Regions from separate parts of the Homo sapiens genome. Here all the other regions are linked to region 3. Evidence: chromatin loops called from intact Hi-C (ENCODE). Cell type or tissue: OCI-LY7. All regions are shown on one strand.

Region 1 (5,000 bases), 1.0 Mb before region 3:
TTTTAAATAGATGGTGTGATAGATTCAGGAATACACTGCACAGATCTGCTTTCAGGGAAGAACAGTGGTCAGCAGAGAGCCTCTAGCCTTCAGCTCCTTCAGGGACTGCCCCAGCTGCTGAGAACCACTGGGTCTCAGTTGTTCCCTTCACAGGGAAGCCCACATTCAGTAACTGAACAAGATAGGAGGATAAAGGCCTGACCATCAAGACAGACCGATGAGCAACACTTGCTCTAGAACTCTCTCCTAGATTGGACAAGGCTTTGTAAGGCGTGTACTGCAGCTGACTTCTCCTGCCTAATCCTGGTACCTCCCCCTCCCTTCACAGGCATTGATTCCTAATAAACACCCTCTGAGCCAACCTCTATCACCGTATCTGCTGCTGGAGAATGCAACCTGAGACAAGTAAAAGCCTCATTGTAAAGTTACATTTTGAGCCAAGAAGGAGAGGAGGGAGTAAGCCATGTGGAAATGTGGGCCAAATACTTTTCTGGAAAAGAAAAGAGCACGTGTTAAGGCATTGAGGTGAGCACATGCCAGGGGTTTTGTAGAGACAGCCAGGCACCCCGTGAGGCTGGAGCAGAGTGAGTGAGGGAGTGCTCAGAGAAAAACAGCACAGACAGGTCACCAGACAGACCATGTTGAGCCCAGAGACCATTGATAAGGGCTTTGGTTTTTACTTCAAATGAGATAGGAAGCCATTGGAGAGTTTCGAACAGAAGGCTGGTTTAATCTGCCTTCAAGTTTTTAAATTTGTATTCATTTATTTTTCGAGACGAAGTCTCACTCTGTCGTCCAGGCTGGAGTGCAGTGGTGCGATCCTGGCTCACTGCAACCTCCACCTCCTGGGTTCAAGTGATTCTCGTGCCTCAGCTTCTCAAGTAGCTGGGACTACAGGCACGTGCCACCACACCCAGCTAATTTTTGTACTTTTAGTAGAGAGGGTGTCACCATGTTGGCCAAGCTGGTTTCGAACTCCCAACCCCAGGTGATCCACCCACTTTGGCCTCCCAAAGTGCTGGGATTATTATAGGCATGAGCCACTGCGCCTGGGCTAATCTGCCTTCAATTTTAAAAGGCAAGAATAGAAGCAAGGTGTCAGTCAGGAAGTTATTTGAGAAATTAACAGGGTAATTGAGAAATGATGTGGCTTTCTAAGGGTGCTGGTGGTGAGAGGACATCAGATTCTAGACTTATGTAGAAGGTAGTACCAGTGAAATTTGTTGAATATTGAATATGAGATAGTTAAGAATGATACCAAGATTTGTGGGCTGAGCAACTGGAAAAGTGGAGCTGCCAGTTACTGATCTGTGGAAAATGTAGGAGGAGCAGGTTTGGAAGGGAAGAAGGAGAATTCAGTTTTGGACATAGGAAGCTTGAGACGAGTATTAGGTCTCCAAGTGAAGGGGCTGAGTAGGCAGTTGAATACAGGAGGTTTTTGTTTGTTTGTTTGTTTGTTTTTGTTTTTTTTGTTTTTTTTTTGAGATGGAGTCTTGCTCTGTTGCCCAGGCTGGAGTGCAGTGGTGCGATCTTGGCTCACTGCAACCTCCACCTCCTTGGTTGAAGCAATTATCCTGTCTCAGCCTCCCCAGCAGCCGGGATTACAGGCGTGTGCCACTATGCCTGACTAATTTTTGTATTTTTAGTAGAGACGGGGTTTTGCCATGTTGGCCAGGCTGGTTTCGAACTCCTGACCTCAGGTGATCCACCTGCCTCAGCCTCCCAAGGTGCTGGGATTACAGGCGTGAGCCACCATGACCAGCCTGAATATAGGAGTTTTGTATATGCTACTGAATAGTAGAGAGGTCTGGACTGCAGCCATTACTCTGGGAGTTAAATGCACAGTGATGGAACCTGCTGTGCCACCCTCTGCAGGGTCAGCAGATGCTCACTGGGTGGTGGTAGAGTTCAGGAGCCAAGTTTATGCTTGATCTTAAGGCAGCAGGATGGTCAAAACTAAGTGAGAGAAAGGCCCTCTACAAATACTTGTTCAAAAATTTTAATCAGGGATTCGCCTGTTAAACTAAATTAAAATGGAAACCAGGGCTGAAGACTCCCCGAAGAGACAAAGCCAGTCAGTCCTCCTAAGTGATCTTAACCTTGCTTGATTTGCAAACATAAGTGAAACTTAACTTGAACTATTTCTTGTAAATGCCTGTATTAAAGAAAAACAAAACTTAAGCTCAACCATTCAGAAGCAGTCAACAGACTTACAATTAAATAACTAGGGATTTTCCCACAGGATAGACCAAATAAAGCCACTTTATAACTGTAATCAATTATTTTCTTTGCATTATTTCTGCATTCACTCTTCCAAGTTTGACCCTTATGCTTCTCCAACAGAGCCCTGGAAACACTTCCGGTTTAGAGCTGTCCGATTCATGAATTGCTGTTTACACAAATAAGCCCTTTAAAATATTATTGTGCCTTGGTTTACCTTTTTTTTTTTTTTCTTGAGACAGAGTGTTACTACTCTGTCACCCAGACTTCAGTGTACTGCTGGGATCTCAGCTCACTGCAACCTCTGCCTCCCCGGTTCAAGCAACTCTTGTGCCTCAGCCTCCTGAGTAGCTAGAACTACAGGTGTGTGCCGATCATGCCCTGGTAATTTTTGTATTTTTAGCAGATGTGGGGTTTTACCATGTTGGCCAGGCTGGTCTCGAACTCCTGGCCTTAAGTGATCCATCAGCTTCAGCATCCCAAATTGTGAGGATTACAGGCGTGAACCACTGTGCCCAGCCCTCTTTTTTTTTTTTTTTTTCAGTCAGGATCTCACTCTGTCACCCAGGTTGGGGGCAGTGGCACAATCTCAGCTCACTGCAGCCTCTGCCTCCTGGGTTCAAGCAATTCTCCTGCCTCAGCCACTGCAGTAGCTGGGAGTAGGCAAGCACCACCATGCCTGGCTAATTTTTGTATTTTTAGTAGAGACATGGTTCTCTACTATTGCCCAGGCTGGTGTTGAACTCCTGAGCTCAAGTGATCCAACTGTCTCAGCCTCCCAAAATGCTGGTACAGGTGAGAGCCACTGTGCCTGGCCTGGTTTACCTTTGTAACAGGCCTTACGTATTGAGTTGTCTTACAAATAAGATGAATCATCACCCAGAATGGTTCAATGTGAACAATAAGGTAAGGCCCACATAACTCTCACCTTGCACACTGACAATGAACTGACCCAAAGATGTAACATTGATCCAGTTTATTGCAAAAGCAGCTACTCTGTGTGATTTCTTCCAAAACACATGGAAAACATCTCAGCTGTAACACATTTTGAAGGCAATTTACATAAACAAATTAAGCTCTAAATTTAACTCACCTTTATACATTTTGTAAAATCAGTGCTTAAACACAAAATGATTTTATAGAGTATGCATATAGCATTTACAGCCATAAGAGTACATGAAGTCCAAGAGGAAGTATGTGTGTAAATAACGAAGAGGTACAAGGACAGAAGCCTTGGAAACATCAACAGGTCTGGAAGAAAGGGAGGAACCAGAAAAAAAGACTGGAGAGGAGCCAACCTCCCCCTGCTCCCCTTCCCCCTGACTCTATGAGGTAGGAGGAAAATGGATATTGTGTGTATTGTCCTGAAGACAAAGGAAGAAGGTGTTCTAAGGAGGAGGAAGTGATCGACTGTGTCAAATGCTGCAGATCAAGCAAATGAAATGACTGCAAGTTTCCATGAATGCCAGGGGTAAAACCTGATTGAAGTGAGTTCAAGTGGTGATAGAAGAGCCTTAGCACAGCCTCTTGGAACTGCTAGACTCTAGGTACACAAAGAGAAATTATTTATTTTTTTATATCAATGGCTTTTGAGGAACAGGTGGTGTTTGGCTACATGGATAAGAAATTTTGTGGTGATTTCTTGCATTTCTAAAGTGAGAATAATAATGTTACCTTTTAATGGTGATGTAGGAAGCAGAGATAATGTGTAGTATTTATTGTTAACTCATGCTTCTTACCTTGGAGTTTTTTTTTTTTTTTTTTTCAGACAGAGTCTCGCTCTGTGGCCAGGCTGGAGTGCAGTGGCACGTTCTCGGCTCACTGAAACGTCTGCCTCCCTGGTTCAAATGATTCTCCTGCCTCAGCCTCCAGAAAAGCTGGGATTACAGGTACATGCCAGAACGCCAGGCTAATTTTTGTATTTTTAGTAGAGATGGGTTTTCACCATGTTGGCCAGGCTGGTCTCGAACTCCTGACCTCAAGTGATCCACCCACCTCAGCTTCCCAAAGTGCTGGGATTACAGGCTTGAGCCACTGTGTCTGGCCCCTTACCTTGGACCTTGATCTCTAAATGTCTATCCCGCCATCACCTCCTCTGACTCTAAATACCTGTGTCATGCTAGACTTCCTTGAGGGAGTATTTTATAGTTGTACTGTAAGAATGATAATGATGATAATCATAAATGCCAATATTATTTATTGTAATAAGTTCTTACCTTTAACATTTGGATGAAGTAAGGTATGTTAGCTTAATGGGTCAGCATTCTAATGTGGCCTTGACTTTCTACTCTTCACATTTCAGATACTCTAAGTGTAATCACAGGCTAGCCGTTTGCCTATTGCTATCAGATCCACTTTATGTGTACCTTGCTTGGTCTGTATTGCAGGGGGTTGACTTCTGCAAACTACATGTCCCAGACTCCCTAACCGACTTGCTTCCTGATAAGTTTGTATGGTGGAGGCAGTGGTGGGACATTGGAAGGTAGAAGGAAAGAAGAAACCAGGGTATTTCTCCTCCACTCTTTCTGCTTAGGGAGTATGCCTTCTCTGTGGCTCCAGTCCCCACTGGCTATAGCTTCCCTCTTTTGTCGCAGCCCTCAACAGGCAGTCTCTGTGGGTTCTTGGTCCCATTCGGCTCACCTAACTCTTGTGCTCTGGTACCATCTGTTCCCTTTGTCTCTCCAGTTTTGCTGTCCCTAATCTCTTAGGCCTTTCAGTTCTAACACCTTTGTAACTAGTTCTTTGTATTCGGTTTCTTTCTTGGAACCATCTGGTGTGCC
Region 2 (5,000 bases), 290 kb before region 3:
ACCTGGAGTGAGACCCACACCGTCTCAAAGACAAGGTGAGAAACCATTATATTTGCTTCACCGAGATGGATTTTAGAAAGCCTAAACCATCACTTAACCTCATTTGATCCAGAATATCCCCTCTGAGAAACACTGTGTGTGTGTGGTCTTGAACTCCTGGGCTCAAGTAATCCTCCGACACACATTGGTATGTCCATGCTAACTTAAAGGCTGAGCAGATGCCACCAAATCTTGATGTTCTTTTGTGTCTGCTTATTGCAGTTTCCAATTAGGTGCTCAGGATACTTTTGCCTTGCCCTCCCAAACTGCTGTGGTTATAGGCATGAGCCACTGTGCCTGGCCTAGAATTTTTAACTGTATTCAGTAAGGACTATTTTAGTATCAAGTAACAGAAATTGTACTTAAACTGGACGAAAAAGAATACATATTTCTCTTTTCTCCAGAAAAGAGAAATACATATTGCCCACTTATCTAGAAAGTCAAGCAGTAGTGTTGCAGGCACAGCTTCACCAATAATATGGGGCCCAACGTCACCAATAATATGTCCCTCTCAATTCCCGATTCTGTTTCTCTTCATGTTGGCTTCATTTTTGGGCAAGTTCTCTCTTGTGGTGACAAAGAAGGCATCATGCAAGGTTAGCATCTTCAGGAAAAGCTCATCTTTCACAACAGTTATAATAAAAGGACCAGATTCAATTCTTTTTGAAACATCATGGGTCATGTGCCCCACCCTGAATCAGTCAATGTGGCCAGGGAAATGGGATGCACCTATTGGCTAATTTGAATCACATGCTTCTCTTTAGAGACAGGAGGTTTGTGGGTATGAGGTCGACTCATCTAATCCTGTAACCTAAGTGTTGGGAAAGGGTTAGTTCCTTGAAAGACCAGGCACTGACTTCTAGAGGGTGGCTGGATGTTGGCCAGGCCAAAACAGTAGTTATCTCCTACAAGACTGCAAAATCTAATGGGCTTTAGAGTCTGCCTTTAAAAGTGGGGACAATAAAATGTGCCTTACCTTACTTCACAGGATCAAATTCAATCCCTCAAATGAATTCTAAAAATTATAAAGGATTTTACAAAGGCAAGGTAATGTTATGTTACCTTTCACAGGTGATTTAACTAAAGGAATATGTAGAAAGACATTACTAGGGGCAGGCACGATGGCTCACGCTTGTAATCCCAACACTTTGGGAGACTGAGGCGGGCGGATCACGAGGTCAGGAGATGGAGACCATGCTGGTTAACATGGTGAAACTCCGTCTCTACTAAAAATACAAAAAGTAGCCGGGCGTAGTGGCAGGTGCCTTTAATCCCAGCTACTCAGGAGGCTGAGGTAGGAGAGTCACTGAAACCCAGGAGGTGGAGGTTGCAGTGACCCGAGATCGTGCCACTGCACTCTAGCCTAGGTGACAGATTGAGACTTCGTCTCAAAAAAAAAAAAAGAAAAAAAGGAAGACATTGCTGAAGTGTAAAGCATACCCAGTTTTCTTTATCTTACCATATATTGACCGCAATGTAATTTTGAAGGAGTTTGGAGAATATTTCTTCGAGTTTTACAAAAGGTCAGACTCTGATCATATGCTGATGACCCTAACTAGAAATTTCTACAACTTTATAGAAAACTTGCATGCATTACATATGCATGCATAGTTAGATGCATATATAGTTCCTTAACTGCATTAGTCAGAGTTCTCCGGAGAAAGAGCACCAGTAATATACATATGGATATATATATATACATTTTTATTTATTTATTTTTTTTGTGAGACAGAGTCTCGCTCTGTCACCTAGGCATTGGTTCATGAGAAATTGGTTCATGCAATTATGGAGCCTGAGAAGTCCCACAATCTGCCATCTGTAAATTGGAGACCCAGGAAAGCCAGTGGTACAATTCAGTCAGAAGGACGGAAAACAGGAGAAATAATTATGTAAATCACGTTCTGAGGGCCAAGAAGCTGAAATGAGGTGTCCGAGCTCAGCAGAGCAGGGCAAATTTCTCCTTTCTCCACTTTTTCTTTTATTTAGGCTCTCAATTGATCAGATGATGCCCATATACATGGGAAGAGCAGTCTACTTCAATGAGTCCACTGATTCAAATGCTAATTGCATCTGGAAATACCCTCCCAGATACACTCAAAAACAATGTCTAATCTGGGCACCCCATGGCCAGTCAAGTTGATACATAAAATTAACCATAACACCTGTCTTTGTCATATTTGGGTGATCAGCCAGCCAAGAAATGACATATTTTGAGAGCTTTCAGAGTTGCAGAGTCACTAGAGGGTTAATGGTAATGCAAATACCTTAGCTTTCACATCCTGTCTTTGATAAGAGTTTACGTTTTCAGCAAATAATCTGTGAAGTGGCTAATTTGCTGGGGGATAATGAGAATAGATAGTTACTCTGAAAATTGCTCTTACGCAATTCTACTTACTTTTTAATGGTGTCTCTTTTCTTTGTAAGAAGTGCCATATTTTGGGACAACATGGGGAATTTAATCATTAAGTTAAACAATAAACCCTTTAAACTACCTTAATTTCTTTTTTTTTTTTTAGATGGACTCACTCTGTCACCCAGGCTGTAGTGCAGTGGCACAATATTGGCTCACTGCAGCCTCCGCCTCCCGGGTTCAAGCAATTCTTGTGCCTCAGCCTTCTGAGTAGTTGGGATTACAGGCATAAGCCACCATGCGTGGCTAATTTTTGTATTTTTAGTAGAGATGGGGTCTCGCCAGGCTGGTCTGGAACTCTTGACCTCAGGTAATTCACCCACCTTCGCCTCCCAAAGTGCTGGGATTATAGGCATGAGCCACTGCACCCGGCAAACTACCTTAACTTCTAAGAGAGTCAACAATTCTATTAGTTGAATTATACGTAAGTAAATAAAACCTTGAAACAATGGAAAAACCCTTATACAAAAGGCAAACAATTAGAAAAGACTCAGTACCCTGGGGCCTAAGTAATATAATTAAAAGCAGGATTTTAAAAAATAAGTTTCTTTCTAAAAGCAGAGAAAGCACCAAGGTGATTGCTTTGTTTCCCACAGCTTTCAGACCCTGAGTGCATTGGTAAGGTTTTCCTAATTGCTATATTTCTTATATTTTGTAAAATAAAGAAAACACAGATCATTTATCTTTCTAGTATACAAGAACCATTTTGAAAGGGCCATTTCTCTTGTTTAAATGATAATTATATGTCATAACCTATAGTAAAGGTAGAAAGGAGGCTCACACTCCCAGTGTTTCAGGAGACAATGGAATAAAACTAGTTAAGATGTCATTGTTAAGACATAATAGTAATCAGTTAAGATGAGGTCATACTAAAGTAGGGTAGGCCTCTAATCCAACATGATTGTTGTCCTTACAAAAGGGGGAATTTGGACACGGACAGTCTCATGGGGAGAACACCATGTGAAGATGAAGGCAGAAATCTACAAACCAAGGAGTGTCAAAGACTGCTAGCAAACCACCCAAAGCTCGGAGAGAGGCATGGAACAGATTCTCCCTCACAGCCCCCAGCAAGAACCAACCCTGGCAACCTCTTGATCTCAGACTTGTAGTTCTAGAATTGTGAGATAATAAATTTAGTTTGTGGTACTTTGTTATGTCAGCCTGAACAAAGTAATTATGGTCCTCATTTTATAAGTGAAGATTCTGAGGCTCATAAAGATAAACTTGTCTGACGTCAAGCAGCCAGGACAGAGCTGGGGCTGGACTCAGGTTACTCCAAACATTGTGTTTTAAACCCCTGCATCGTTTTCCAAAACTGATCCAAGGACCTCTTGCATAAAAATCACCCGGGATGCTTATTAAAAATGCAGATTCAGGCCGGGTGCGGTGGCTCTTGCATGTAATCCCAGCGCTTTGGGAGGCCGAGATGGGTGGATCACCTGAAGTCAGTAGTTCGAGACCAGCCTGGTCAACATGGTGAAACCCTGTCTCTACTAAGAATACAAAAATTAGCCCGGCGTGGTGGCACATGCCTGTAATCCCAGCTGCAAGGGAAACTGAAGCAGAAGAATTGCTTGAACCCACGAGGCAGAGGTTGCAGTGGGCCGGGATCACACCACTGCATTCCAGTATGGGCAACAGAGCGAGACTTCATCTCAGGGAAAAAAAAAAAAAAAGAAAAAAAAAGCAGGTTCAGGGATTCAACTCAGACCCGCTGAATATGAAACTGGGGAAAGGTGGCAAGAGACTGAATTCTAAAAAAGAAACAACTCTAAATGAAAACTGTTAACACTCATTTTGCTTCTGAATTAGAGTCCCTCAACCCCCTCACTATGGTCTGCTGAAATTGAGGTGATTCTAGCACTAAATGAGAAATATTTATGTGTTCATCAGTTAGAATTTGGGCAAATTTTTGTCTGGACTTCAAATTTTGCTATTTTTTTCCCCCAGTGATGATAATAAAATATACCGTATCTTATCTCCCATAATCAAATTAAATCTTTTGAAAATGAAAGTTAAAACTTATAAACATTTTAGAAATGCAAGGGAATATTATGAAGTATCTTTATTCAGATCATCTAATTAACAGACTATGGAGGAAGATATTACTTCAATGTAATTCCTACCCATTTCTCTTGAAAAATAAACGCTGAGTTATCAGTGGTTTTATTCTGGAAAGCTTTGCTTTGTTTCTACCACAACTAATGCTCTGCCTGTGTGGTGGGGCAATTCCTAGCATCCTCCTCTCTGTTGAATCATCTTCTTCTCTTACATGATCATGCATTGTACTTCTATGCAAGCTTTGCTCATATTTTCCAAGTGTAAGGAGAACCTGATAATGCAGAGGGCTCATTTTCTTGATTATGTCATTGTTGTTGACTCCTTCAGATGGAGAATAATTAATGGTGTATACATATATATAATTTATATCACCACTATATATATAAATATAATTTATATATAATTTATATCACCATTATATATTTATATAAAATATATAATATATAAAAATATATTATATATAAATATATAAAAATATATTATTTAAATA
Region 3 (5,000 bases):
CAATGTCTAAAAAGATTCAGTGTGAGAGATAGACAGGCTGAAAACTAAGGACCTTGCAGTTTTGGATCTAGACATACTTGTGCTTAAATCTTCAGCTGTCTATTAGATAACGTCCAGCAAGGTATTTGACTTATCTCTGCCTAACTTTTATATGTAAGAATAGAGCAATTAGTTTATAGCTTATAGGGTTGCTGTGAAACAATATATGTGAGTCCCTGGAGTTGTGAACAAAATATATATATGTGTATGTATAATGGCTAAGATTCCTATCTGTGTATATACATAAACTATTATTATTGAACATAATGGGTATTTGTCATTTCTTATGTAAGTATGTATTTATGTATATACATATATATGCATGCATATATGTACATACAAAACGCACAGTCTCACATATTCTTATATAAGAATTCAAAGTCTGGTCCCATGGTGTCCAGTCAGAAAGTAAGTTTGCCATTTTCAGTAGAGAAGAGGCTAGATGTTTGGAAATTAAGTAAGATGGGACACTTAACCATGATTTAGAGACATGGGAATTTGAATGCTAAAATGTCAGAAACCTAAGAAAAAGTTCTGGCAATCTGTATTAGTTTTCTATTGCCACTGTAACAAACTGCCACACATTTAGTGGCTTACATCAACCTCCATTTATGATCTGTTTTCATGGGTCAGAAATCTGCATTCAGTGCGGCTCAGCTGACTCTCTGCTTGGAGAACCACAAGACTTAAACCTAAGTGTCAACAGGGTGGTATCTCTTTCTGGAGGCTCCAGGGGAGAAGCTGTCTTCAGGCACATGCAAGGTTGTTGGCAAAATTTATTCCTTACAGTTGTAGGACTGAGGTGGCCATTTCTTTGCTGTCTGTCAGCCAGGGGTTATTCTTAGCTTTCAGAGGCCACCCACATCCCCTGACTCAAGGACCCTTTCTAAACCAGAAATAGCCAGCTGAATCACTCACACTTTGAATCTAACTTCTCCTTTTGCCTCATCTTCCTAACATATCTCTTCTTCTGTATCTCTCTGCTGTAGCCAGGGAAAAAAGCCTTGGCTTTCAGGGCCTCATGTGATCAGGCCAGGACAATCTGGAATCATTTCTCTACTTTAAGGCCACCTGATGATCAACCTTAATTTATGACTGCAAAGTCCCTTCACAGCTGTACGAAAATTCATGTTTGAATAATCAGGCAGTCTGGAGGGGACGTCTTTAAAATACAGTCTACTACGTCTTATTCTCGAATTTTGTATGCGTGTGTTTTAATTTTAACATCAAGGATGTACTGAGAAGAAGGTGTAGATGAGAAAGACACTTGGCCTTTGGTTGTGGTTTCCACTGACCACTGAGATCCAGGTTGCAATGGGACTAAGAAATGAGTGGGAGGAAATGGAAAATTGGCTTCTAGATCATTTACTGGAAAATACTGGCAGTGAAATACAGGTGAGAAGTCGAAATAAAGGTGAGAAGTCGAATGGCACAGGAGAGCTCAACAAAGTTGGAAGAAAGGAAGAAAAATAATGGTGGAGGAAAGGCAGCAAACAAAGTCAATATACTATGTGAAAGTCCTTTTTAAATGCTCAATTATGTTATTTTTTTTTTTTTTTTTTGAGACGGAGTCTTGCTCTGTCGCCCAGGCTGGAGTGCAGTGGCGGGATCTCGGCTCACTGCAAGCTCCGCCTCCCGGGTTCACGCCATTCTCCTGCCTCAGCCTCCCAAGTAGCTGGGACTACAGGCGCCCGCCACTACGCCCGGCTAATTTTTTGTATTTTTAGTAGAGACGGGGTTTCACCGTTTTAGCCGGGATGGTCTCGATCTCCTGACCTCGTGATCTGCCCGCCTCGGCCTCCCAAAGTGCTGGGATTACAGGCGTGAGCCACCGCGCCCGGCCTATGTTATGTTTTAACATGCTCAATTCTAACTATTTTCAGTTAGATAGGCTATCCAATCCGGAAATGGCATCATCACTGAATCTAAGCAACCGGGGGGCAGAAACCTGGCTTTCATTGACAATGCATTTGAATCCATTCCATTAAAATGGCCCCAAAAGTACCATTAGGAATTTAGAGTAACAGAAACATAGTGCTTAAGATTTAGACACATGTACATGATGACAGGATTCACAAGTCCTAAATTGAGCAATTGGTAAGGCACCTCCTATTCATTTCTTCCCACTTCAGTTATTACTTCCTTATTACATTTTATCTTTATTCCAAGTTTTTTAACCTGTTGAGCTTTTTGGCATTTGCCATTGATTACTTCTTCATTATCGCAGAATGCTTGGATAATTCATTTTATTTTTTTCTCTTCCATTTCCAGTAGATTTCCCCATTTGCCTGCAGGTTAGTTTGCTGCACAGCCTTTCTGTCATAGGAAAAACAAGACTGGTCCATGGTGCATCTGCAGGCTCAGCTCAACCAGTGTACACCCTGCTTAAAGGAAGTAAAGCAGCAAGTATCTACTTCCTCCTTCACTGTGGTCTCTCCTGAGCCTCAGCCCTGCAGAAGAGCTCTTAAAGTTAGTGGTACTCAGGCTCACTGCTTCCTGCTAGAAAGGTCAACCCAACTGAGCAGCTCCAAGTTACCAATGAGAGTAGACTTGTCTGGGGGAGTTTAAATGAACACGACAAAACCTCGTATTTCTAAACGTACAGTTTTCAAAGTGGACAATGTCTGTGAAATATAGGTTGGGGCAAAGGTAACTGCGGTTTTTGCGATTATTTTTAAAATAGTGGTTTTTTAAAATGGCGCTACTAAAAATGATGGCAAAACCCACAACTACCTTTGTGCCAATCTAATCGTATACAGTATTTAGAAATTTCTTGGAAAATAAAGGGTGCTGTGCACATGAGTGAGAATGTAGATGAGCCAACAATAACAGAGACTGCAGTTTGTGGGTGTGTGGTGCATGTGGGAGTCTGTGTGTGCAGAGTGTGTGTGTGTGTGTGATGCATGCTTATTGTGTGTGTGGGGTAGATGTTGTGCATTTGCTGTGTATGTCTGTACAGGTATATAGGCATAAAATTATCTTGATTGCATTAAAATAACATAGTACTCCAATTATAGCCTTTCAGACAGGTATAAAGTTGTAATATTTGTTCACAGTACTGAATTTCAATAGGTTAGAAGGTGAAAATTCTCATTTAGAGAATTCTCATCAAATCAGAATTTGATGGGAGAGGGGTTTGGGTAGGTAAGAAATTCATTTCTTACAGAGTTTACAGAGCCCATCTTAGAATCTAACAGCAAACAGTGAAGGAGTTATACTTTTTCAATAGTGGACTTCATCACTGGTCAGAGATATCCATTTCCAGAAAAAAATTATAGTCCAGAGATATGTATATATCTTACCAATAAGTATCTTAGTGTGATATTTAGAAAATAAAATACATTGATTTTAGGGTTTATTATTTTCTGAATTTCCTGTTGGGCATTTAGTTAATCACCCTTTTTGAAGTTTTTGATTTTTTTTTGCTAAAGGCATCCAACTGTCTTCGAGAAGTCATGTGTATTTTAATATTTCCAGCTTCAGCCTGCTCTGCTGTTGAAAATGGGAAATCTCTAAGGGACAAACATTTATTCTTATGGAGACAAAACTCTAACTCACATGCCCTTGCCTCCATCCTCAGAAGCCAGGGCATAACAATAATGACAATGACAACAACAAAAATACCACAGCTAGCTCATAGCATTTCTAAACATGTTTCATACAAATATATATGCCTGGATTGATACTGCTCTTTACAAAGGCATGCAGCTAATTCTCACCTAGAATACAGTGTTCTTTTCCTATTAAAAAGTAATCAACTCCAAAGCAATATATTTTTCATTATACTATTTTTCCTCTACCTTTTAAAGAAAATGAAAAGCATTCCGAGCTGAAGCAGATTTCTTCCACAAATGATCAGGTGAAGACACACAAATACAGCCTCCAAGAAGATGAGGCTGAGGAGATCTGAATCAATGCAGTTATCTTTTTATCTTATAGGGACTGTTTTCCAATTGCATTTTCCCTAGAGACAGAGGTATCCTGTCTGCTTGCTGGCTTGGAGCCTACTCCAGCTTCCCACTACTGGCAAAATTAACTACAGACCAATGTTATTTCCTTTAAAATAAAACAAGCACCTAAAATTGCCCTCCTGTAGCCATTCAAACTACTCATTACCTTGCTTTCAATATGAATGTCACTCACTGTTTAATAATTACCCTGAAAAGCACATTGTATGTAAGTTTTGTGGGGAGACTAAGGTCTTTCAAATCTGTAAAGCTCTAATGGAAAAATTGGTCAATTTATGGAATACCACCATTACATATGCTTTATTCTTGTGGCTGTCTTTTTACTGCAGAAGGATTTGTCTTTATAAATGGAAGGCAATAAAGCATTATTACCTAAGCAATTTTGAGAAGGAAACTAATTGTCATGTAAATGCCAATTGCTGAGTGTGAAGGCAACCAGATATCTAGACCAACAATTTATTGCTAGTGGATCAGATTGTTAGCCTAGGTACAATCCCTGTAACCCAGTCGACTCCACAAACCACTTATTTAATGGCACCGTAATGCATTTGTGTCTTTTAAGGCCTCCACCAGGAGATAAAGCTAATACAATACTTTGATTTAAGTGTTTAATGCCTTGCATTGTGGAAATTGGAGAATAATGGTAGGGTCTTGGGTTTGCAATCAAGAACTTTGTGTTTTGCAGATAACTAATTGTTGAATTTCCTTTATTTAGTTGTGCACACTGCAGTAAATTCTTGACATTTTGAAGTCCAGTAGTTAAGGTCCCCAATTAAAGGGCAAATTAACCTCTGGGTATGTGTTCTGCACCTCACTAGGTAAACAAGAAGAACTGAAATAGCAGAGAAACAAGAATTGGATACCTCTCATAAGGGCACCCATATGTATTTAATCTAGTTTATGAGAATGACTCTCTGTCAAACATTGTTCGTGTCTGTCCAGTGCCAGGAATCAATGATAAGAGAGAATTAGAACAGACTATACACAGTCCAT

What was found. A loop is a pair of places that touch in the nucleus more often than their neighbours do. Peaks named below come from ENCODE experiments on the same cell type or tissue, not always from the same donor. Only the 100,000 strongest peaks of a DNase experiment are listed, where the experiment ranks them.
Region 1: a loop joins it to region 3, with 3 times the contacts of the local background. A loop is called at or near these places in 4 of 110 quality-filtered maps.
Region 2: a loop joins it to region 3, with 1.9 times the contacts of the local background. A loop is called at or near these places in 2 of 110 quality-filtered maps.

The regions. Positions count from the first base shown.
Region 1 is chr2:223,947,513-223,952,512 of GRCh38, forward strand. It overlaps LOC124907989 (a long non-coding RNA gene), which reads left to right. Exons shown (of 2, transcript XR_007088100.1): 2 at 329-2,275. It also overlaps a transcript of MRPL44 not described here. Among named protein-coding and RNA genes, the nearest start is that of WDFY1, 4.7 kb to the left of the region's middle. In OCI-LY7, a CTCF peak has its summit at 1,906; DNase peaks (open chromatin) are centred at 1,889, 3,659, 4,679 and 4,889; H3K4me3 peaks cover 2,585 bases; H3K27ac peaks cover 2,905 bases.
Region 2 is chr2:224,664,936-224,669,935 of GRCh38, forward strand. LOC105373909 (a long non-coding RNA gene) reads left to right here. Exons shown (of 3, transcript XR_923955.1): 3 at 1-22. Among named protein-coding and RNA genes, the nearest start is that of CCDC195, 49 kb to the right of the region's middle. In OCI-LY7, no CTCF peak of the experiment used is centred here; a DNase peak (open chromatin) is centred at 2,226; H3K4me3 peaks cover 3,520 bases; H3K27ac peaks cover 4,867 bases.
Region 3 is chr2:224,951,010-224,956,009 of GRCh38, forward strand. The region is part of intron 1 of DOCK10 (dedicator of cytokinesis 10); the gene reads right to left. Among named protein-coding and RNA genes, the nearest start is that of MIR4439, 57 kb to the right of the region's middle. RefSeq lists a silencer at 2,463-2,512. In OCI-LY7, no CTCF peak of the experiment used is centred here; DNase peaks (open chromatin) are centred at 922 and 2,452; H3K4me3 peaks cover 2,058 bases; H3K27ac peaks cover 2,629 bases.